3 separate regions of the Mus musculus genome follow, and regions 1 and 2 are each linked to region 3. Evidence: chromatin loops called from intact Hi-C (ENCODE). Cell type or tissue: gastrocnemius. All regions are shown on one strand.

Region 1 (8,000 bases), 180 kb before region 3:
GCTTTCTGGGTGGAAAAACAGGTTTTTCATCTTTCCCACTAGAAAGACAACCCTGTATGCTTCACATTCCTGGTTTCTCTGGAGATCTATGGGCTCGAGGATCTTCCTGCTCTGCTCAACAGTCTCATTGTAGTTTTGAATGATGTTCCCCAATGGAGGAATGCCCAGCGGCTTCCCATAAACTCACAGGCCATTTCCACGAGCTCTTTCAACAACAGTCTACTCTGAGTTTTTCCCACATTTCTTTGAATTTTTTCTTTTTTCTTTTTAATTTTTTTTTTGGTTTTTTTGAGACAGGGTTTCTCTGTGTAGCCCTGGCTGTCCTGGAACTCACTCTGTAGACCAGGCTGGCCTCGAAATCAGAGATCCACCTGCCTCTGCCTCCCAAGTGCTGGGATTAAAGGCATACGCCACCACTGCCAGGCTTTCCCACATTTCTTATTGGTGTATATTAACTGTACACACAATGTGCTTCACTGAGCTTTGTTTCCTTAACACAGGATCTCACTTAGGTAACCTTGGCTGGCCTCAAACTAAAAATCCTCCTGCCTCAGCCTTCCAAGTGCTGGGATTACAAGCATTTACCACCATGTTTGGCATCTTTTCTGGTTTAAAAGTGGTAATGTCTTTTTGTTGTTCAAGTGTGGGTCCTTTATGTAGTATGGAGATCAAACCTTTTTCAGATTAATAACTTATAAATACTCTCCTCGGTGTGATGGTTAATATCAATTGCTAACTTGTCAGGATCTAGAATCCCCTGGTGACAAGCCCCTAGGCACACCTGTGAGGGATTATCTACACCAGGTAACTGAGGTGGGGAGACCCACCTTACCATGGGCAGCCCCACTTCCTGATTGAGGTGCCAGACTGCACAGAAAGAAGAGCTGGCTGAGCATCAGAGTCCATGGCCTTCCGCTTCCTGGCTGCAGGTGTAAGATCAGCTGCCCCAAGACTCTGCTGCTGTGACTCCCCTGACTGCATCCTGGGACTGTGAGCCAGAGCGTGTCCTTTCTTCATCTCTTCTGTCACAGGCACAGACAGTACCTAAAACATGTAGGCTGCTTCTCTTTTTATCCCTTGATAGTGCCCTTTGATGTATCAAGATTTTTAACTTGGTAAAGTTCAACTTTTGTTTTTAGTGTCACATCTAAGAGTGTGCTGCCAAATCTAAGGTGATGAATATTTATAGCTGGTTTTTCTAAGAGTTTTATGGCTGGTGCTCTTACATTAATCTTTGATTCACCTTGAATTATTTTGGGTATCATGAGGACCCAATTTGTTTCCTTCGTATGTGGACATCGAGCTGTCTTATCATCTGTTAGAAGGACACTGTCTCTCATGTAATGATTTTGTCATTCTTTGTTAAAAATCAGATGACGGGGCTGGAGATATGGCTTGTAAGTTAAAAGCACTGGCTGCTCTCCCACAGAATCCTGCAGCAGTTACCAAGCTCATAATCACTATCACTCCAACTTCAGGGTCAAACGCCCTCTTCTGGCCTCTCAGACACCTGTACACATGGCATACTCTCACACAGACACTTGAAACAGCAAAACTGAGTATATATATCTAGATGGATAGATAGATAGATAGATAGATAGATAGACTTGTCTCTAGATAGTTAATTCTCTTCCATTATGTGCTCTTGCTAACTGGCTCTCTCTCTCACTTCCACGTCCTCTCTGTTTCCCTTCCTCCCTCTACACAAACACACACACACACAAAGAGAAGGAGGGAGGGAGGGAGGGAAGGAGGAGGAGAGAGACCCATCTTATGCCACTATCCCACTATTTTGATTACTCTAACTTAATAGTAAGATTAAGATTTGGAAATTTGGAACTAATTTTATTCCTTTTCAAAAATTTAGCTTGCAATTGTATGTTCATTTCAGAATAAACTTGCCACATGTGGGGAAAATGTAGCTGACCTTTTTATTGGCTTTACACATTGAATACATAGATCATTTTGAATGTACACTAGCTTTTTAACTGATCTTCTGGCTATTGCATTTCCCTATGTAGTTTAGAATCAGCTTCTTAATTTCTACAAAAAGCCTGTAACATTCTTGACTAGAAGCAGCAACAGCTTTTGGTATCCGCTGCTTACTGCAAACCAGTCTCTACAGGCACCATGGTCTTCCTCCCAAAGGGCTTGCTCCACACACTCAACTGTTTGTGCTTCTTTAACTGTTTTAAATGTTCCATGTTAAACTACCGGAGAGGCTAGTGTTCCCTTTAATTATTAGGCAAGCTCACTCGGATCACTCACACCAGAAGGCATTTCCTGGATGCCCTAGCTCTATAACTGGGTTAAAATGACCAGACCAAATCTGGGGAGTACAGTATCTCAGCTCACAGACTACAGTCCATTAGAGAGGAAGTCGGGGCAGGAACTGAAGCAGAGGCCATGGAGGAATGCTGTTCACTGGCTGGTTTCCATGGCCTGTCCAGCCTGCTTTCTTATACAACTCAGGAGCACCTGTCCTGGGGTGGCACCATCCACAGTGGGCTGGCCCCTCCCACATTGAACATTAGTCATGAAAATGCCCCATGAACATGCTCACGAGCCTATTTGACAGACATTCCCTCTTCCCAGGTAACTATAGTTGGTGTTAACAAAACTAACTAGTACACTAGACTCAGCTTTTGAGGAAAGTAATTTATAACATATGAATTTATAAATTCATATAAACAAAAGTCTTCCTAATCACAAGATTAAGAAATCCTTTTACCTGTATCGCAAAAGTACCAACTCCACCTGACGCACCCAAGATTAAGGCACTGCAACAGAAGAGAAAGCACAGCGGTGAGACACTGGGCAGCACACTCTAAAGATGAAACTTCCTCAGTGACAAACAGTCCCCAAAGCAACTAAAGCCATCCTCCTTCCCAAGGCTGAATTACAGCGTTCACCAAGAAGCTGCAGAGAGTTAAAACGAAACCTTTAGCACACTCTTAACTGAAACACAAAACACTCACAGACAAACAATTCACTTCTGCAGGTAGCTTAGATGGTGCTTTGTAACCTCCGCTTCACAGTCAGTTATTCTAGGCTAAAGTTAGCGCGCTTCTCTGTAAGGAGGAAACTTCTTAATGCTGTTCTCTCAGAAGTCACATTCCTGACCACATTCCTGCAGAGGTAGAAGAGCACCTTGTGTCCAGGCATGTCTTGCTAAGCTCGTCAACTGTCACAGACAGACTCATCTCGGTAGGATTTCCTGTATAAGCCGCTGACTGTGCTGTCAGCACAAGCATCCTGGGCTCCAGGCTCTTACCACAGCTACGCAGTGGCCTCCTGCCACTGGAGACCTGGGCTAGGGGAGAGACGACTTAGCCTGGAGTCCATAGAGAGGGCAGAGGTAAGAAGGGAGGGAGAGAGCCTGATCCTCTACATTTGTGACTCTCCAAAAATGTAATGCAAGGCTAGGTGTGCATAGGCAAAGAGAAGGATACAAAGCCACCATCCATTTCCCAAAGAAGTCTGAGATCTGAAAGAATCAGTAGTCAAAACTCACAGCATCAGGCAGGCAAGATGGTTCAGTGGGTAAAAGGGCTTGACAGGAAAGTCTGACCACCTGAGAGCAACCATCGGCACCCGCAGGAGTGGGGGTAAGAGGGCAGAACAAACTCCTGAAAGGTGTTGTCTGCCTCCATGCGAGTGCTATGGAACATACATGTGTACACACATGGGGGGGGGGGGGGCGGAACCTGGGCTGCATGATGTCAAATATCTAGAACATTGTACCCAGTAGAGGTGGAAGGCCATGACATAATGGGGTCTGGTATCTGGTACTATATTAACTATTACGGAGGCTATTTCATGAAAATTCCCTGAGCGCCCACAGAAAACACTCCTGAGATAAGTGGAGGGGGTGCCTGCCGTCTATCTACCACTATCATTACATAACTACTAGTTATAGGCCCTCTATCTTCACTACGAGACAGTATAGAATTTTGCCACCTACTGCTAACCAGTGCACTGAGCCTTAGAACACACACCCTGCCTGTAATCTTAGCTACTTCATCTTTCTGTCCCTCACGCAAATCACAGAGGCTGATTATTATCATCTGTTGTGTGTTAAGAGTTATGACTATAATTTCCAAGTCAGCTGTTCCCTTTGAAATACCATTAAATATAATTTTAAAAAGTCTCTTTGAAAATCACGTTACTTCTAGAAGTGGTTTTCATCTCAAAGCTATCACTAGTGAAGAAGAGGTGACACTCTGCAGATGTTCCATCTCCTCCAAACTTCAACCCATGCGATAGCGTTAGTATTCCCAAGTGGGGAAATATGACACAGGAAGTGTCACACAGCTGAGGTGCTGGTACACACCTGGAATCCCAGCACTCGGGAGGAGGAGGCTGAGGCAGGAGAATGTAAGGTCAAGATCAGCCTGGGCAGCTCAGTGAGACTCTCTCAAACCAAATCATGTAAACAACAAAACAACTATCATACGGATTTTTAACAGTTAATTTACCCATAAAATACTTGGCCTTGACTCTTTGATTATTACCTAAATTAGTCAAATTCTCCTTCAAGTAACATCACACTTTTCTTTTACTCTACATTAGGACAGAGAAAGGACAGGCATTTTACCAAGTTTTTTTGTCTAACAGCGGTGATTTTTGACTCCTAAGGCTCTGCTTAAGAAAACGCCTCTCTGGTGGCTTGAGACGATTTCCTATGGAAGCTACAAACCAGCGGCACTACTGTTAGAAGCACCCCAGCACTAGCAGTACTCAGCCTGGAGGGATGTCTGCTTTGCACAAGGACTGGAGATAAAGGAGGACACACTTAGCAGACAGGATTAAAAGGACAGCAAATATCATGGCTGCCCGGGTTCCAACTGACAGACATGTCTCTGACCTCCTTCCTGTCAGCTTGTCTCTTCCCCATAACCCTTAATCCGAAGCAGCCTCACTTCCTAAATAAAACAGCAAAATTATCTCACAAAAGCGTGATGCTCTACAACCAGTGTCAGTTCCCAATGCTGCCACCTGAGGGAGCCCTCAAAGTGCAAACGAGCAGAGAAGCAGGCTCAAGACGGGATGGAGGCGCACCAAGGAAGTGCTGAGACACTGAGGGAGGACTTTTTTCTGGCCGCACAAACTTTAGTTTTGTGTAGGGTCAGGCAGGGCCTATTCTTTTTCCGAACAAAGCCAATCTCTAAAGGGACAGCAGGCAAAATAAAGTCTAAAGCCAGCAATAAGCTGACGTTCTGTGGCTAAGCTAACTGTATTCTATAAAGTACCTCGCAGACCTAAGGGAAGAGCACCGTGGCGCCCACCCTCACTCTGTCCCCCAGTGCTGTTCAGGAGGATTTTCTTACCTACCTTGCTGTATCACCACACTCCACATGCACACCCAACCAAAGTTAGAAAAAAGAAAAAAATGGTGAAAAAAGTGTGCTGCTTGCTATTTTATATCAATGGTCGGCAGCCTTTGAGACAGTTCATATTGTGGAGACTCCCAACCATAAAACTGTTTTCACTGCTATTTCATGACTGTAATTTTGCCACTGTTATAAATCATCATGTAAATATTTTGAAGACAGATGTTTGCCAAAGGGGTTACAACCCACAGGCTGAGAACCACTGGCTTCTATAGGAAAAAGCCCATGAACATTGTAATTCAAGATTGCCCAGGTCTTTAACACATGGCTCCTCACTTCATAGACCACAGCTTACTCTGAAAATTCTGTGGCTTGATCTAATTAATGGCAGACCTAGAAAGCACTAGAGAATAGGAATGATGACTACAATGCTATGCATTCTTCTTTGTTGTTGAGACAGAGTATTAGGTAGCCCCCGCTGGCCTCAGACCTTGCTATGGAGCCGAGGGTGGTCTTGAAGTCCTGGCCCTCCTAGCTCAGCCTCCAGAGTGGTTGGTTACAGGTATGTGCTATCATACTTGCTTTCTTAAACTCTAAAATCCTAATTCGCTCTGTCATTTCTGCCTAATGTTTGAATAAGCCAATAATGTGCTGATTTAACAGTGGCTTCTTTGGAGAGATGGCTCAGCAGATAAGAACACTTACTGCTCTTCCAGAGGACCTGAGTTCAGTTCCCAGCACCCACATCAGGTGCCTTTCAATTGCCACAACTCTACTTCAAGGAGATCAGACTTCTGGCTTCCACAAGTGCTCTCACACATGTGGCATACATTCACAGACACAAAAACTCGAGTGCACATGTGCACACACACACAACCATGAGGGAACCCGAAGGAGGAATTTACTCTCAAGTTTCTGTTCTGTCTTGGCCTGAAGAAACCTGGGCTGCAAATGTCCAGATCTCGGCACTGACTCATGTTGTGCTTTTTAACACAGGTGTAATAGGCTTTCCTGGCTCCCCGTGAGATTAAAATACTCCTAGTAGATCCCAATAAAAACGATGAAGTCTGGCTATGTTTTCTACAGGTAAAAACAATGACCTTTAGGAAATAAGAATGGTGCTGACGATGACCCACATTTGAGTTTCACGAGCTCCTTTTCAATGTGGGAGTGGAGAGACAGGTGAAGCTGCAGCCGACCTATCCTAGCACAACATGCTGCTTACTTACCATGCTAAGTTCCCTACTAACTACCGTGGATGAGAAACTTTGACTGAGGGAGATAATACAGTTACGAACAAAGCAACCGAATGGGGACTAAGAGAGCCTGGGCTGGTTTCCTTCCCTTCTGAATCTCTGTAACTCATACTGACATCTCCCAGGTTACAGAACAGTTCATGTATGAGTTAGACATCTGAAATATAAACACCCTTTCCCATGAGCACAAAGCTATTTATATACTTTGGCAAATGCCCAGGGTAACTGCCTCCCCCATAATGGATCAAGAACTTGAGATACCGACTAACAGTGGTTCTATTATCTAAGATTATTCAGAACTTCAACTGGACCTTAAGATGGACTGTCCATGTAGGACAGGCCCTGGGGACAGGCGTGGAGCACCAGGTCCTCGGGTCACACGCAGAGGCTGACTCAAGGGAGGAATACTGAGGGTAACCAAGATGAGAAGTGGAATGTTCACAGTAGGATGAACTGTTAGGTTCATTGTTAGGGGTAGCCTTTCACCCACACAGGAGCCCTGGCAGCAGATTTGCACACACAGAGCCTTTGTACAACTTAACAAAACTAAGATACGACAACCACAAGCAGCTAAGATGGAGGCCTCTTCCCCTCCTCTACTGGCTCCTTCACCCTCCCCCTCTACCAGCGATACTAGATAAGTTGACTCAGAGACACAGTGGTTTCTTCCTATTTGTGGTTTCACATTCTGTGATTCTAATTACCCACCCTCAACTGTGGCCCCAAAACAAAAAATTCAAAATTATAGAAATAAATAATGTCTGAGTTTTAAATAACTTTAACAAGAGCACAACAATAAACTGATTCTGTTTATCTATAGATTCAGAATCCACTGAGGAAGTTATCTTTCCTGGATAAGAGGAACTGTTGTCTATTTGCTTTGTGTTTAGTGGGAAATACTGTCTGTGATTCCAAGTCGTTTCTGCATAGAGTTAAAAGTTCTTCCTAGCTACTGCGGCTTAATAATGCCTCCCACAGCAGGGGTAATAGTGCAGGCTTGCAATCCCAACACTCGGGAGCCTGAGGAGAAGAAGAACAAACGTTCAAAATCAGCCTGGGGTACACAAAAAGAACCTACTTCAGACTGGCAAGATGGCTCAGCAGGTGCAGGACCTGAGCGCGATCCCTTGAACCTGAAGGGAAACTCGATTTCAACAAAAGTTGTCCTCTGCCCTCTGCACATGTGTGTATGATGTGCGCCAGCACATCACCGCACACAGATGAGAGCGCCCAGCTGGTGAAGATGCTTGCTACTAAGACGGGAGCCCTGAGTGTGGTCCCCAGGACGCACACATGGAAGGAGAGAACTGACTTCCTAAGACCTCCCGGGGCACCTATGACACCTGTTTACCACAGGCGCACACATACATAGGTAAATACACCTTTAAAAAATTTCAATGCAGAGGAAGAG
Region 2 (8,000 bases), 49 kb after region 3:
GGGGGGGTGTGGGTGTGTGTGTGTGTGTGTGTGTGTGTGTGTGGGTGTGCTGAGATAGCTCTACTTGGTCTATCCTAGGCTTCTCCTCCCCCTCCACTTTTTCCTAAGCCGAGTTCCATCTGTGTTTTCTGCCTTTTACTTTCTCTGTTCTAGCCACTGATCCTTGTGATTCATAAAGGACTAAAAGCACTTCTTCCTTGGGAGGGGAGAGGGGAGGCAACTGGGCTGATCATTCTGGCATTATTTGGGTTATCTAAGAAAGGAGAGATGACTAAAGGCATTAGCACAGTGAATGCCCTCCACTAGGTAAGGATAATGGAACTTGGTACATACCCGCAGTGGGAGCAGGAAGCCTCACTCTAAGGCACAAATAAATCCAAGGCCACACACTCCCCAGGCCCCCACATTTCAAGCGTCTTTTTTTGGTTGATGAGAATAAACATGCGAAATAGCACAAGCTTTTAAGTCAAAATTCAGCAAAAAGAAAACCTGAATAAAATTAACAAATAAGAATAAACTCATAAATTATTAATAATTTATACAAGTGCATTTCTTCACTTTAGCAATGTGAAGTAGGTGTAAATAATGAAGACTTCACATTAGATCATTTGCAAGAGACTCATATAAAAGAACTTCCCTCGCAGATAAAAGCCTGGCACGGGAAAACATGATGTAATCTACCTCCTAAATCTTGGGCACTATGCCAGCTCTCAGGGCCATGCTACCACTCCAATGTCTTTAAGGCCAGGTTTAAAACTTCCTTCTCTCTTTTTAAAAGACAGAGTCTCTCTATTATGTAGCTCTGTTTGTCTTGGAACTTACTTTGTAGGCCAAACTGACAAGGAATCCCCTTGCCACTGCCTCCTGAGAACTGGGATCAAAGGTGTGGCCCTAAAACTTCCTTTTAAGCACATTATTAAATGAAATCGTTTAGATTTTTAAAATTATATTTTATTACTTTGTGTATATATGTGTATGTATGTGTGTGTCTCGTATATGTGTTGTGTGTATGCATGTGTTGTCTGTGTGCACGTGTGTGCATGTATGTTTTTGTGTGTGCATGTGTGTATCTTGTGTTTATATATTTATGTGTGTGTGTGTGTATATGTGTGGACATGGGTATGTGTGCATGCATGTGTGTGTGTATCAGAGGAGCTGGTTCTTCATCTACTACATAGGGATGAAACTCAGGTCGCCAGGCTTGTATGGCAAGGACCTTTACCTCCACTGAGCCCTGAATTTTCATTTTTATATACTCCCTCCATGGTGGAATTGTCATTAGACTTAGCTGGCAGCCATGGTGGGGCAGGACCCCCGAGAAAGGAAGCAATGCTCTCCGGGGAACGTCCCAAGAGAGGTTTGGTGGGGACTAGGCATTAGAGCTCCTGGATGTTGTTAGATGACCAAAAACATGGAGAGAATGAGGATTAGGAGGCTAGCGGTCTGAAGGAGAACTCCTTGGGGGACATTTGGGAAGCCCTGTAAACTTGTTCTGTAAAGCCCTTAAAGCCCACATGATCTTCTGTGAACCAGTAAAGGCAAGATACAGATTTGTAGGAAGACACCCTCTCCTCCCTCCCCTTTCTTCCTTCCCACCTAGCTTCTTCCAAAGCAGTTACCACATCTTTGCTCTGTAGCCTCCAATCAGACTTCTCCTCCTCCTCTTCCTCCTTTCTTTTTTCTTTTTTTGGAGATAGGGTTTATCTATGTAACGTTGTCTGTCCTGGAACTCGATCTGAAGACCAGGTAGTCCTGGAAGTCAGAGATCCACCTGCCTCTGTCTCCTGAGTGCTGGGATGAAAGGCGTGTGCCACCACTGTTGCACGTAATTTTAAAAAGCACGCTTGCTCCTTGCCTGGTGCTGCGGCCCCTCACAACTTAGCTCAGACATCATGGCAGTGCTGGCTCCATTTCCATCCTGCCCAGTCCTCCAGCTGGCTCTGCTAAACTCCCCAACACCCTCCTGAGAACACTTGGAGCTACTGCTTGCGATCCACTGACTGACCAACCCTGCGGTCTGCTTTCTTCTCCCACCTGAGTCTCGGTGGCTGAAAAACACCAGACAGCCTTAATATTTTAAAACCAGTCAGATAACACAACTGCTGGGTTAAGAATATCCTGCCCCATCCTCTTTAGCCTCTGCAGGTGGGTGCGGAGGCTACAAACTATTGGTCCCCGAGACCTACAAGTCTGTCCTCCCTATCTGCTCCACTGCCTGGTCCAGATTTCCAAACCTCTCCCGATCTGTCCCCTTCTCTTCCACCCCGGAAATCCTGACTTATCCTTCTCCCAGTGATTGGCTTCGGCCATCTTTATTGACCCAATCAAGAAACAATTAGGAAACTAGATTTTTAGTTATCAACTCCTCCCACTACACACCACAACTGACCAGACAAGGCTTTCAACTTTGTGATATCCTTATGAGTGAACAGAGAGAAAATAGTGGTCATAACAAACCTATCTCTAGAATGGTGTTGTGTGAATCCTTATGACACTGCAGCATTCCCTGGTTACCTGATACTCTAAGCGTCTTCACTGGAGCCAAGAGTTAAGTTTTCTGTTTATTATTATTATTTTTTTTTATTTTACTAAAGAAACAGTCACAGACTACCCACATTGCTGATTTTTCTATTAACTCCATATGTGTAAGTCACCAATGTGCTTGGCACTTCAGTTTCCTTTTTTCTGGAAGTTGGAGATTATAAAGCTGGGTTTCCATGATTATTAAATAAAAGCATATAGAAAAAGCAGATGGCTCAAAGTGCCGATGTGCAGGAATACGCGGTGGGAAAGGGATGAGTTTGACTCAAACGGCAGAAAGTGGAACTGGGGAGAAAGACAGCGGCTGCCAGGCTTTGAGCGCACCTGCCTGCCTGCCTGCCAAGCCTCACGTTGAAATCTCGGGCTCTTAGAGGCTTCTGTACAGAGACTGGCAGCCAAATGCCACTGCTTATAGTATGGTCTCCAGGGAGGCTTGAAGGCACCAAGGGCTCGCTGAAATTCCCGGGAGATCTCCTTTGGGGTCCTCCCACCCTACACGGAGGAGCTATTACAAACTTAAGAAAAAGAGGCAACTGTATCTATCACGAGCCAGTCCCATTTTGGGGCGGGTCCAGAGGGGGAAGCAGTTGCCTCTGGGCATGCTCTGCTCCACTGGCCTGGACTGCAAACCAGACCGTTGACTACACAAGTTCAGAAAGATTTGTCGCTGGCTTTGGTAAATCACACCAGTTTCCAACCATGGAAATATTCGCTTGTTTACCTCATGCGTGTCTCCTGCCAGCATGCCTGCAATCCCGGCACAAAGCACTGAAGCAGGAGGATCATCCATTCCAGGTTAACCTCGGCAATAGAGTGAGACCCTGTCTTAATAAACACAGGAGCAGCCAGAGGAATGAGGAAGATCAGAGACATGATGACAGGGAATGGATATGAGCCAAGTACAATGATATCTATCTGGGGGCAGACGCCATGATAATTAATACCTACTGTTTTGCACACAAACTAAAAAAAAAAAAAAAAATCAATAAAAAAAGTGCTGTCATTAATTTTTTTTTAGGATGGAGAAACAGTTTGTATGAATTTACATTCTTGTTATAATGAAGACTTTGTAAGTTTATTGATAATTATAAAAGCTTGCAGTACAGTATCAGGAAAGCAGTCGACTGCACCCTGATAGGTCCTCATTCACCACAGGAAACAAGCCAGAAATAAGCCCATCGAGGTGATTGAAGCTTGGGATTCTGTGGTGGGAGCACTCTCTGAGTTCGAGACCCACCTGGGCAACAGACTCAGACACAGTCTCAAAAAAGCAGAACCAAAGAGCTCCTTCTCTTCTTCTGTAAAGGACTGACACACCTTTAACTGGCTTTGGCATTATGAGAAAAACTCCAGGACTCAGATCAAACAAAGCAGAGGCCTGGTCCTTCCAGCGCTTGCCGGCCTCCACCTGTGCTTTCTGTCCCATCAAAGGAATGGGGATTAGCTGCCCTAACGCCGCTGGAATGAAGCTCGGATTATCTTGGTGTCTGTTTTCACAGGCATTGAGCCTGAACCCCTTAGCCAGTGAGACCTGACTGGGCCTCTCTCTTGTAAAAGTAGGCAGGCCCAGCTGAGCTGATACCAGATACAACAGGAGTCCAGCCCCTACCACATGTCACTTCCATTAAATCCCATCTTGTTGCTTACTGGGTGTGTGGCCTTGGTTAACCACAAACCCTCAGAAAAGCCTCAGATCAGCTGAAAGCCTTTGTTTTTTAGCCAGCTCTTAGGGTATAATGAGAAGAGTTACTCGGAATGTTAAAACGTTCCTTTCCTACTGCCAGGGCTGAAACCGAATGGGACACACCAGTAAGATGGCTGGTCCTCATGATTCCATTCATGACAAAAAGAGACGTTATCTGGTCTCTTCCCGTGACCGTGTAGAAAATGGCATGGTGTTCAAGAGCCTTCTAGTTAACTGAGGTGCTCTGAGCAGGTAGCCAAGGAAGAAAGGCAGTATTTAAAGGGGCAGTTAGTGTTCAGAGGGGGGAAGGAAGTATCTTAATTCTTTATACTGTCCCTGACCCCAGCCTCCGTTCCATAAATAGGCCAGGATAACATTTGCTGCCAGAGGAAGTATTCAGATACCACTTCTAAAGGCCATGAGTGATTCACACTGGAGGTCAATAATTAACTTAGCCGGGAATGTGTTCAACTGCACAACTACTCTTAACTCTTTAAATCTCAGAAGACATTCTCCCCAGCTTGGTGAAAGATAACAACTGGAAACAGAGCAGTGTCCACACGGATCTGTGATGCTGGTGGGTGGAGGAATGTCGCCGTCTGTTTTATGATTAGCATACCTTGGAGCATTAAGTCACAGAATGCTTCAGGGAGTGAGATGTCTTCGATCTACCACATGGAAAAGGCTGAGGACTGGATGGTTTCCATCTTGGCAGTCATTATTTTCAGGATGAAATAGACATGCTTTATTCATCAGGAGACCTAATTGCATGACTTTTTTCCTATCCCAGTTCTAAACTAGAGGCAGGTGATCAGGGAGGAGGGACATTTCCTACCTCTGACTGGGCATCCTTCAAGGATCTCCTAAATGGAGACTTTGGTAAACGACAAGAGGCAATAGTGGTTTCGGATTATTCCAGATGAAGAAATCACCCACCATTGGTTTGGGGAAGGGGAGTTGTTTCTGGTTTGTGGGAGGTGCCCACCCCCATGAGCTAGCCAGTCTTGTCAAGGAGGCAACCCTAATGACTCTATAAGAACTGGCAATGTGAACTATGCATGGGTGAAGAGAAAAAAAATTCCGCGGGGGCATGGGCAGCCTGTCAGGCAGAGATGGGCTTAGGCCTCAAATGGCTTGTGGGCGAGTGGTGGGAAACCTCAGAGAGAAACAACTTCACTGGGCCACAAACAACTCTCTGCTGACTCCCATGTGCCCCCTGGCAGGAACACTAGCAAGAGAACTGCACCCCCACTGTGGTTACGTCATGTCCCTCAGAGTTCATATGCTGAAGGCTTAACCCCCACACCTCAGACACTGGCACGATTTGGACAGAGGATCTTTGAAGAGTTAAAAAAGACCTTTGAGAGGACCATATAAGTTAAAATGGGGCCACAAGGATGTACCCTAACAATGTGGCCTTATGAGAAGAAATATGAACACAGGAAGGAACTCCAGGCCCTCTACATGCGGAGAGATCATGTGAGGATACACAGAGAGGCAGAGCCAGGACAGAGACCTACGTCTTCACATCTTGATCTTAGACCTTCAGCCTGTAGACCTGTAAGACTGTGTCCTAGTCAGAGTCACTATGACTATGCTGAAACACCATGACCAAAAGTAAGCTGGGGAGGAAAGAGTTGATTTCACTCACAGTGCCATAGAACAGTCCCTCACCAGAAGCTGTGTGGGCAGGAACCTGGAGGCAGGAGCTGATACAGAGGCCATGGAGGGATGCTGCTTACCGGCCTGCTCATCATGGCTTGCTCACCCTGCTCTCTTAAAGAAATCAAGGCCACCAGCCCAGGGATGGCATGACCCACAATGGGCTGGGCCATCCTCCATCAATCCCTAATTAAGAAAATGCCTTACAGGTTTGCCTATAGCCTGATCTTGGGAAGCGTTTTCTCAGTTGAACCTCTTCCCTCCTTTCTAGCTTGTGTCTCTCTCCACTGACATAGAACTGCCCAGCACAAATGGTTTCTGCTATTCAGCCCCCTAGCCTATGACTGAGTCAATTCGAGTCTTTTGAGGAGGACAGACAACAAACAAATTATTTAATTGATATTTTAAGGACAGCCATGGAGGGCATTGGAAAGGGTGAGTTCCTTTGAGAAAACATATCAAGAACAGCTAGAAGAAGAGTTCCGGGAAAGCCGGCCACAGGAGCTCCCACTGTGGGATGCTGGGAAACAAGACTGATGCCCCAGAACAGCAGGTGACATGGCTTCCTGGAGTTGACAGAAGTATCTAGCTAAGCCTTGATCTTGAAAGCAAGTCCAAACTATTATAGGTTTTTAAGTGGGCAAGGGGATCAATAATTCGAGTATATTTTCTTCTAGAATATTCTAAGTAGGCAGAGGCTTCCAGGCACAATGTGTGTAAGGGAGGAAGGCTAAGCAGAAGTGGGAGCAGGCAGGTAAGGATGAGGGAGAGAGCTTCACACATAAACGTTTTGCTCAAAGGGCAGGGCTTGGTGATGGGAAATTGCTTTGGAGTTGTTTTGTCCCTGTAGCTGCCTGTCTGGGTGCTCAAAACATGTAGATGGATGTGTCCTTGGTGGACAGGTCTCCAAAGTCAAGTGGTTGTCATGCAATCTGCTTCATGCCAAGGGTGTGGAGACCAAAGGGCTATCTCCTCTCACATTCTCTCTTCCCCATCCCTGTGGAATCGCATCACAGACCGCACCACAAGCCTCTTCAGAACCCTGTAGGGAAAACAGCTGACAGCTTTATGACTCAGTCAAAACTGCTACCTGGAAACTGTGCATAAAGCCACACTTCACCTTTCTCCGTGAGGCTCTGCTGTTTCCTGGTTGTCTTTTCAACTGTTCACAGCTGGAGTGGAAGGGAAGGCAGGGAAAGGGCATTATCTTCAAAGCGACTGAACTTCCCCCATGTTCGTCCTCCAAGGGGACTCTACTGTCTGACTGACCAAAGCAGACAACTGTGGCTCAGATCTGCTATGAAGATTACAGTCGGAGAAACCTTGGTCCTGTGAGCCAAACTTCCCTCCACTTGTCACTGCTGAAGCTCCCAGGGAGACACAAGACAGAGGGCCAGCTCTTCATCTTACAGCGTTATGCCAACCTTAGTTCTCATCAGCCAGCAGTTGCTCGTTATTTTGGAAATATTAGATTAGAGGCACTGCTCTCTAAGAGACCTATGAGTGAAGCACTAGGCTGAAGCTAACACAAGCACATTTAGAAATAAAACACAGGCTGGAGAATCCTGGCCTGGCCGTTGCCTCTAAATGCATTATCTAAACAACAGGGTCGGGGTGGGAGTGGGCGTTAAGAACAGACCATTTCAAAAAACTATTAGTTCGCGGCTGGCCAAGGTTACTAATTTATTGGGGGTTTGTTGTTGTTGTTTGTTTGCTTGTTTTGATTTTGATTTTAAACCTCTTTCAGAACAAGAAAGCGTCAGGATCCTCGAGTACAAAGCTTATTTTGTAATCAAGGTGTGGTCTGAGGACCCGCTGCGTTGGCACCGCCCAGGAGCATGATTGACGTGCAGAACCTCGACTGGCCACACCACCCAGTCCTACTGAATCAGAGCCTATACCTGAAACAGATCACTGGAGGTTTTGCGCACATGTTGAAGTTCTAAAAGCAAGACTCAAGAGCAACCGGGACAAAAGGAAGATATGAGGAAGGTTGGGTGAGTGGGTTTAGAAATATAAGAGCTGGGGGCTGGAGAGATGGCTCAGCCGTTAAGATCACTGACTGCTCTTCCGAAATTCCTGAGTTCAAATCCCAGCAACCACATGGTGGCTC
Region 3 (8,000 bases):
CACTTGCAGATGACTCCAGTTGACCTGGATGCTGTATTTAGCAGGAATGCTGGGAGGAAAGTGAGGGATCTTGGTCTGTTGGATGACTTCCACTGGAATCTGAAACTATCTGTTCAGGGAGGAGGGCATAGGGAAACCCAGAGAGTCAAGCCCTCTCCTGAAGCATAGGCCTTCTAGGGCTGAGTCTCCCTTCTGTGCCAAGCAGTGGCACTAGGAGTCTCTTACACTGAGTTTTTAGATGTCTGAACTACTTCCATTGTCTCCGAGTTCAGCGTGAAAGTTATTTATATGGTTGTCCCTGACTTCCTAGATACCTTTAGCCAGAGTCAAGAGAAGAAGTTTGGCTAATTATCTGCCTGTGCTTGTATGTAAGCTAGGGATAAGATTTTGGCCAGTCTTTACACATAACATCAGACACGTGACTCTAAATGAGTCCTACATTCAGTCAAAAATCCGGACAATTCTGGTTATGGTGTTGACATCTGCTCTTGAGACTGTTCTTCCACATCTGTAAAGAGAACCTTCCTTAAAGAATGAATAGAGGGAGCCGGCCATGATGGCATAGGCCTTCGATCCCAGCAACAAAGGTAGAGGCAGAGGGATCTCTACCAGTTTGAGGCCACCCTGGTCTAGATATCCCAGCACTCGGGAGGCAGAGGCAGGCGGATTTCTGAGTTCAAGGCCAGCCTGGTCTACAAAGTGAGTTCCAGGACAGCAACAGCTATACAGAGAAACCCTGTCTCAAAAAACCATTTAAAAAAAAAAAAAAAAAGACTCACTTCAGCACACTGTTTGAGGGATAGCCTCCCCCCCAGTGAGGGTGCCCTCGCCATGGATGGCTGTGAGAGCAGGTTGTAGTAATGAAGACTGGAGCTTGAGACAGTGTCTCATGGTATTCAGCTAGCTTTCTCTTTCTTAGTCATCAGTTGAAACACCCTCCCCAATACACCCACAGGCATGTTTCTAGGTGATTGTAAATCCAGTAAAGATGACAGTGATCCTCACCACTGATGGTAAGTATGGTGGGGAAATGGGGTCAGATCCTACCTTATGTTGGCCAGGGATGGATGATCCCAGAGGCAGAGGAGTGGAATGTTCTCTGGAGCCTGGGAAGTCTTCATTCACTCGTCCATATGGCAAACAATTCACGTAGTATGCCCACTTGCCTGGTGTGTACTTGACAATGAAGCTTGTGCTGACGTTATCTCCTCCCTTGGGAAGTTTACGGTCCAAGAGTTTTGTGACAAAGCAACAGCATTCAGAGTTGAGTATTATGGCGGGAGAAATACTGAGGAGTGGGGGCGGGGCCAGGCAGAGTATTCAAGAGTGGCTGGAAAAATTTCAAGGGCTGGAATTTATCACACAAGCCAAATAAATGCCTGAGGGCCTCTGTGTCCCGTGACCCTATTATAGAATTTATAGCTCAAGGACATCTTTGAGATCCCATGGCCGCCATCCTTACATCAGTTTGGGACCAGCTGACACCTGGTCCTCTCCTATTTTTATCCCAGAGGGCAGTGAGGTTCAAACCCACATAATACAGTTGGCAGATTTCATTCCCCAGAGACTAAATGTGGAGAGGTTCAGTGACTTGCCCAAGGGCATTTATTGAGTCAACAGTTGAAATGGGAACAGTTACCAGATGCTGGGGCCAGGTGACTCCCCCTTCCCTCAGTGTCTGCTAAGGGGAATCATCTTGTGAAGTATCAAATGGCTCTAGTCTTCTGATGAGTGTGCAAATCAAAGAGCAAATGAGAAGGGTAGGTGTCAATTTCCCTTGACGTAACCCCTTCCGACTATGCAGCAACCAACATGAGAAGAATGTGACCTAGGTTGTACTAAAACCATTTTTTTGTTTGTTTGGTTTTTGTTTTGTTTTGTTTTTCTAAATTTCTCTCAGACAACTAGTAAACAGGAGGGCTGGCTGAGTGTCAACCTAACGGAGAACAGAGGAAAAGTCAAGTGTGCACTAGCTTAGGGTTCTAGATAGTTGAAATGACTGCCAGCAACTCATGCCTTTTATATTTGAGTGTCCTGTGTCATTAGTCGTGGAGGGGTGTGGGAGACACTTGTTTTCACTGGGTTATTACTGTTAGTGACATGCAGGACGGGCTGGGGATGGAACCCTGGCTTATTATTACTGTTAGTGAAGTGCAGGATGGGCTGGGAATGGAACCCAGGGTCTCAATCCTGTTAGAGGCAAGGACTTGTGGTAACAGAGCCACAGCCCCATTCTGAGAGGTATGGCTTAAGCACAGAGCATTAATATAGTCCACTTGGGACTTTGGTAAGCTGCACATATTGGATGAGTCCTGGCTGCCTGCATTCCTGCTGATATAACAAAAGGTGAAAGTTCCTATTCAAAAGATGTTCTGTGATTCACTTCACCGGGTGGCAAAGACAACATGGCCTGTATGTTGTGAGTCTACCTAGTCCTTGCTATAGTTTGGATTTGGTGTACCTCCATGCGTTGAAGGCATGGTCCCCAGTCAATGCTATTGTGGGGAGAGGTGGGATCTAGTAGAGAAGTCCTAGATCACTGGATGTGTGCCCCAGAAGAGGCACACATCTTCTTGTGGTACCCACTCTTTTCTCTTTTGCTTCTTCTGGCCATGGTATGAGGAGTTTGCTCAAACATGCTTAAAGATAGACTTTGCCTCCGGCAACCTCACCAAAGGCTTGCCAGAAATTGGTCTTCTTGGTTATGGAGTAGAACCTTTAAAACCATGAGCTGGACAACCTTTCCTCTTTGTAAGTTGATTATCTCATGCATTTTGTTGTAGTGACAGAAAGGCGATTTAAATACCCCTCTCACCAACATCCTTAGGAGTGACAAAGGAATAGGCTGTTAAATTTCACATTGAGGATCCCTGAAAAGAATGACATTGCCTGCAGAATTGCACATCTCTCTTCTTTCAGGTGGTATTTCTAAAAAAGACTGAGGCTTCCTTGGCCCTAGAGAGTGATAATGTGGTTTTTCATTCCAGGCAGCATGGACAGTGTCGTCTGCTTCCCTGTCCTCTTCCCCATGGCCAGGCACAACCTGGACTAGGTCTCTCCAGTTATTCTTTAATAAAACAAAGCCTAGATGGTTTGTGATGGTTTCCTTTGTCACTTTGACTAGGGAGCAGAATATTCAGATAGACAGAGAAAAATCCTATTTCTGCATTTGCTACAGATGTTTCTGGAAGACCTTAACACTTACATTTGCAGACTGAATGAAGAAGAGGGGTGTCTGTAGCGTAGTTGGACATGATCTAATAATCCCTTGAAGGAACAAACAGCACAGAAGAGGTGGAGAAAGGGTGAGCTTTACCACCTGTTTGAGCTGGGGAGCCCCCCTCTCCCTGTCTTTGCACATCAGTCCTGACATGAGAGCCCTCAGGCTTACACTGGGGTTCACACCCCCTGGTCTTCCTTGTTCTTTATCGTGCAGATGGCAGACTGAAGGGCTGCTTGGCCTCCACATTGATGACGCAGTCTCTAATAAAGTTCCACGTGTGCTATGTTAGTCTGCCTCTCTGGAGAGCACAGGCTAACACAGCTCCCTTAATATCTTTCAGCTTCAAAGAGAAAGGGACCTTGGTGAAGGACAGATTATTCGTTGATCATTTAATCTACTTGTAGACTATGTGCTGAAACCTTCTCCAGCCTTGGTTTTATAAATGCACAAAGCACACTATCAGTATCACAAAACATGGAACATCGGCGCCCCTGAGCAACATGCAACTAGAAAACTGCCCGCCTTGGCGAGCTCCTTCCTCACCTAACACGTGGTTACTGGATGGACTGAGAAGAAATGTGCCAAAAGCCCAGAGCCCTTTCCCAGTGTTTCAAAAGATTTGTTAAATGAATCGGCTTTCTAGAACAAACTATTTAGGAAGAAAATTCTACTTAATGAAAGAAAGTTCCTCTTGGCCAGGTGTTGTGGTGGTATACACCTTTGATCCCAGAACTTGTAGGGTAGAGGAGAATGGCAGACTTCTGACTTTGAAGCCAAAGTGTTCTACAGCCAGGGCTATACAGAGAAACCTTTTCTCAAAAAAAAAAAAAAAAAAAAAAAAAAAAAAAAAGGAGAGAGAGAGAAAGGAATGGGACAAATTCTTTGGCTTTCTATCAGGCTGTAGGAGAACCTAGAAGTTTACAGACAATGGAATGGAATCTCTTCTCTGAGCTCTAGACTGGCACATCTAGTGTCCTCTGGACATTGCCCCTTAGCTGCATTCTCAGAACCCATGTCTCCACTGCCATGCTACCAACCTGCTTCAGCCACAGTGTCCCTTCAATTGATGCTACCATTTTTATTTTCAAGCAAACATCCACTCTAGAAACAAGAGAAGCATTCTTTTCTTTTTTTTTAATTCTTGTTGTCTTCCTTTTTTAAAGATTTATTAATTTTATGTATATGAGTACACTGTTGCTCTCTTCAGACACACCAGAAGAGGGCATCAGATCCCATTATAAATGGTTGTGAGCCACCATGTGGTTGCTGGGAATTGAACTCAGAACCTCTGGAAGAGCAGTCAAGTGCTCTTAAGCCACCTCTCTAGCCCAAGGGAAACATTCTCTTTCACTTCCCCCATTCCCCACCCCTTTCCCATCCCCACCCCGCCCCCACCATCCTTCTATCCTGTACCCTGCCTCCTAAAGATCCACTTACTGTCTTTGTCCACTCCTCCCCCTGCTCACCACAGCCATGGCTGAGGCTGCCAGCCTCACTTCAGGCTTCCAATTCTTCCTTGACTCTGTTTCCTCGAGAGTGTGGAGTAATCCTTCCAAAATGCAAATTGGACCCTGTCACGTGCCTGCCTCAAGCAGGGAGTCCCTAAGTGGCTCTGCGGGAACAAAGGCCAAAGGAAGCTCACAAAGAGCCCCCTTGCCTGCACCGCTCGTTTCCCCTGCCACTCCTCACCCTTGAGCTATGAGAAGGTGAGGTCCTGGGTGAATCAGTCATGTGACCGACTGCTGACACCCCACCCCCACCCCCCAGACCTCAGCTCGGAAGCTCCGTCTCGTCTTACGTGCTCCATAGCATAGCTGTGTCTTTTTCAGAGCTCTCGTTCTATGTGACAGTGAAAATTCCTATTTCATTATTTGGCTGTAGCTCCTACTGAGATGTATGTTCCTCATTATTTTACAGAAAAGCAAAAGGATAGCGACAGAAACCAGATCCGTTGTTGCCCATGGCTTGGGGGAGGGGAAAAGGTCAGGGTACTGTGTGGAGCAACTCAGAGTGACAAAATGTTCTGTGTCTCGATTTGGGTGAAGGTTATATTACCTTATGCTGCTGTCAAACATAGCCTGTACACTTAAGACCGGTAAACTGGGGGCTGGTGGGATGGCTCAGCAGGTAAAAGCTCTTGCCACCAAGCCCAAGGATCCAATCCCAAGGACCCAAATGACAGAGAGGGAACTGACTCTCACATGTTACCCTCTGTCCTCCATTCTCTCACAGAGCCATGCATGTGTCTACACCCCTGCCAAATAACTAAATAAAATGGGTGGGGCTTCCTACTATGCAGGAAGAACTCCTCAAGAAAGGTAGTTTTAAGGAAATTTAAAAATGATCCTTAAAGGTAGATTAAATATTTAATATTGACTCATAAATGGATGCAGTAGATAACTGTTAAATGAGTGAAGATTATTCCCTTTCTCATAATGTTTTGCATAACTGGCGTTATCTTTTTTTTTTTCCGGAAGTGGTACAGGACTCTCTCCAATGGCACATGCAAACCTGAGTTCATCTGTAGGGGAAGATGCTTTCAAGATAACTCGGGGAAAGGAAGAGCCATCACATGGACAGGTGACAACAGCTGAACTTGCTATGCCTGTGGTGAGGGCTGAATGCCTGTGGGCCGAGAGTCGATGAGGGAGGATTTGAGGCCTTCTGTCCTAAGCTTTCTCTTCTGGAGCCTCGGAGCTCTGGATATAGCGTGTCCTGGATACATGGCTGACCTCCTGCTCCTGGTTCCTTAAGCTGTACTCTCTTTATCACTGTCCCCTAGTGCCAGGCAGCTCAAGTCAGGAAGGAGCTCCAGCTCAGACGGTGAGCAGATGCCGGATGCCATCGATGCCCAGGGACAGACTGGAACGCGTCTCTGCCTCTGTCCAAGCCATCTCTAACCACAGGAGAAGGCTGTGCCTCCCCCACACTGACCCAGCTATCAGGCTGAGAGTCCTTTGTGGAATATGCACTGTCGCTCCCTATGGAGAACAAAAGGCTATCTCGAGCTGGAAACGATCAGCAGAGGTGAAATGTGGCCGACGTGTGACTGGACTTCAAGAAGAAAGGCTGGGACTGAGGATCGGCTGTAACTTTGTCCCTGGGCTCCCCAGCTGGTTCTTTCACAGTAGAGTCCCCAGTTAATTCAAGACTGCCCCCCACCCCCGCCCCCACCCCCCCCACCCCCGTAACCTGCCTTTCTGTGTGTGAAGTTGTGATCTGGAGAGCTGCAGCACACACGGATGGTGGAAGGCCTAAGGAACTCCATCCCTGCTGTGGAGGAGTTGTTATCTGTGCTGGGGCAAGACAGCTGCCTTGGGGTCCCCTGCTCCTGTAAGTAACCCCTCAACCCTGCTCTGTAAATAAGCCAAATAAACTCATGGGCTCCCCACATTGGGCCCCCTGGGTGGACTGGTCCTTCTGGTTTATCCTCGGTGCTCCAGAAAGGAGTAGATGTTTGTCCGCGTCTCCCTGGAGAAGCGTTCTGTGAACCCCGTGCGGTGCTTGGTGGAAAATGTATTCTCAAGGCCCTGTTGGCTAAGCCCGTTTTAGAAAAATAAACAAACTTGTGTAATCAAACATGTAAAGTCCCAAAATTCAGTTTTTCTTTTTAAGATTCCCATTGGACAAATAGAAAGAATTAAAAACAAACAAACAAACAGGCAAGCAAACAAAACCCTGCATGGATCAGTTTTCTGAAGACCACGCATGTCCTTTTAGAGGTAGCGGCTTCTCCCCCAATTTTCCAGACACACACACATCTCTGCTTTCCTCTTGTGCACCTGGTGGAGACTGTTGACGAAAGCCTCGTTGATAATTTGGTGGCTGGCAATCCTGAGTATACTTTCCAAAGGAAATGACGTCATAAGAGGCTTTGGGCTTCCTGGGGCTGCTGGCACAGCCTAATTAACCTAGCACACTACCGAGAAGCTATGGATTTTCTGAAGGAAATGAACAGAGAAAGAAGTAATTGTGACGGTCGTGAAATAAACAGAAAACCTGAACAAGGGCTGCTTGCTCTTGCTCCCTTGGAGCAGACCTTAGCTCGCCTCCAGTCTGCACTCCTAAGTGATCACGGCCTGAAATTAGTGACTTCCTCTGCTAACAGCCGACTCTGACAGCTGCTCAGCTCTGCCAGGCATACATGGCTTTCATCTACCACAAACAGCCTCTCTGAAGTCAGTGACGTCTCCACGGCAACCAGATCAAGTTTTTCCAGAGATATTGGGACAGAAAAGGAGAAGAAATTGACAGGTTTTGTTAAGGGGCCTGAACCCTGAGCTGTCAGGGGGAAGGGTTCCAGACATTGCCCTCCGTTTTCTGATGAGCTCTGGGCTTCCCGCCCCCCCAACCTCCCACCTCCCCCCCACCCCCCCACCCCCCGTAACAGTGGGAAATAGCAGTTTTACTCGTCATGGAGAGGAAGAGAAATCTTTCTTGGCTGATGAATGAATGAATGATGAGAAGAAGTAGGGTTAGGGAGCATGGGGCACACCAAGGCCTGTGCTGCCAAGCGGCTGTGTGCAGTGGCGTCCGGTTTAACTGTCACTCACTGTGAGTGCTGCCCCTACGCCACACACACACTGCAGAGGTTATTTTCAGCAGGAGAATGCAGACTGAAGAGAGGTGTCACAAATATCACAGAGAGGGCAGGATGGGGACAAAGCAGGAGTCCAGAGGGCGTCCAGTCCTGACCCCAGAGTTGGGGGCAGCTGTGGCTCACAGCCAGCTTCACCCTTATTCCCAGGCTCAGGCACGCTTAGTCCTTGCTGTTCTG

The links. Peaks named below come from ENCODE experiments on the same cell type or tissue, not always from the same donor. Only the 100,000 strongest peaks of a DNase experiment are listed, where the experiment ranks them.
Region 1: a loop joins it to region 3, with 2.0 times the contacts of the local background. A loop is called at or near these places in 9 of 42 quality-filtered maps.
Region 2: it touches region 3 in a loop (2.9-fold over the local background); 3 of 42 quality-filtered maps call a loop at or near these places.

The regions. Positions count from the first base shown.
Region 1 is chr10:43,916,167-43,924,166 of GRCm38, reverse strand. It overlaps Rtn4ip1 (reticulon 4 interacting protein 1), which reads right to left. Exons shown (of 9, transcript NM_130892.5): 5 at 2,732-2,780. Among named protein-coding and RNA genes, the nearest start is that of Rtn4ip1, 18 kb to the right of the region's middle. In gastrocnemius, a CTCF peak has its summit at 4,995 (motif pointing right); a DNase peak (open chromatin) is centred at 5,002; H3K27ac peaks cover 977 bases.
Region 2 is chr10:43,690,808-43,698,807 of GRCm38, reverse strand. No RefSeq gene overlaps it. Among named protein-coding and RNA genes, the nearest start is that of Gm40632, 19 kb to the right of the region's middle. In gastrocnemius, no CTCF peak of the experiment used is centred here; DNase peaks (open chromatin) are centred at 695 and 3,055; H3K27ac peaks cover 3,642 bases.
Region 3 is chr10:43,739,703-43,747,702 of GRCm38, reverse strand. It overlaps Gm40634 (a long non-coding RNA gene), which reads left to right and starts at 4,647. Exons shown (of 3, transcript XR_871618.2): 1 at 4,647-4,929; 2 at 5,701-5,803; 3 at 6,006-6,394. It overlaps 1700027J07Rik (RIKEN cDNA 1700027J07 gene), which reads right to left and starts at 1,545. Exons shown (of 4, transcript NR_040581.2): 1 at 1,048-1,545. RefSeq lists an enhancer at 1,025-1,565. In gastrocnemius, a CTCF peak has its summit at 4,427 (motif pointing right); a DNase peak (open chromatin) is centred at 4,821; H3K4me3 peaks cover 2,494 bases; H3K27ac peaks cover 6,887 bases.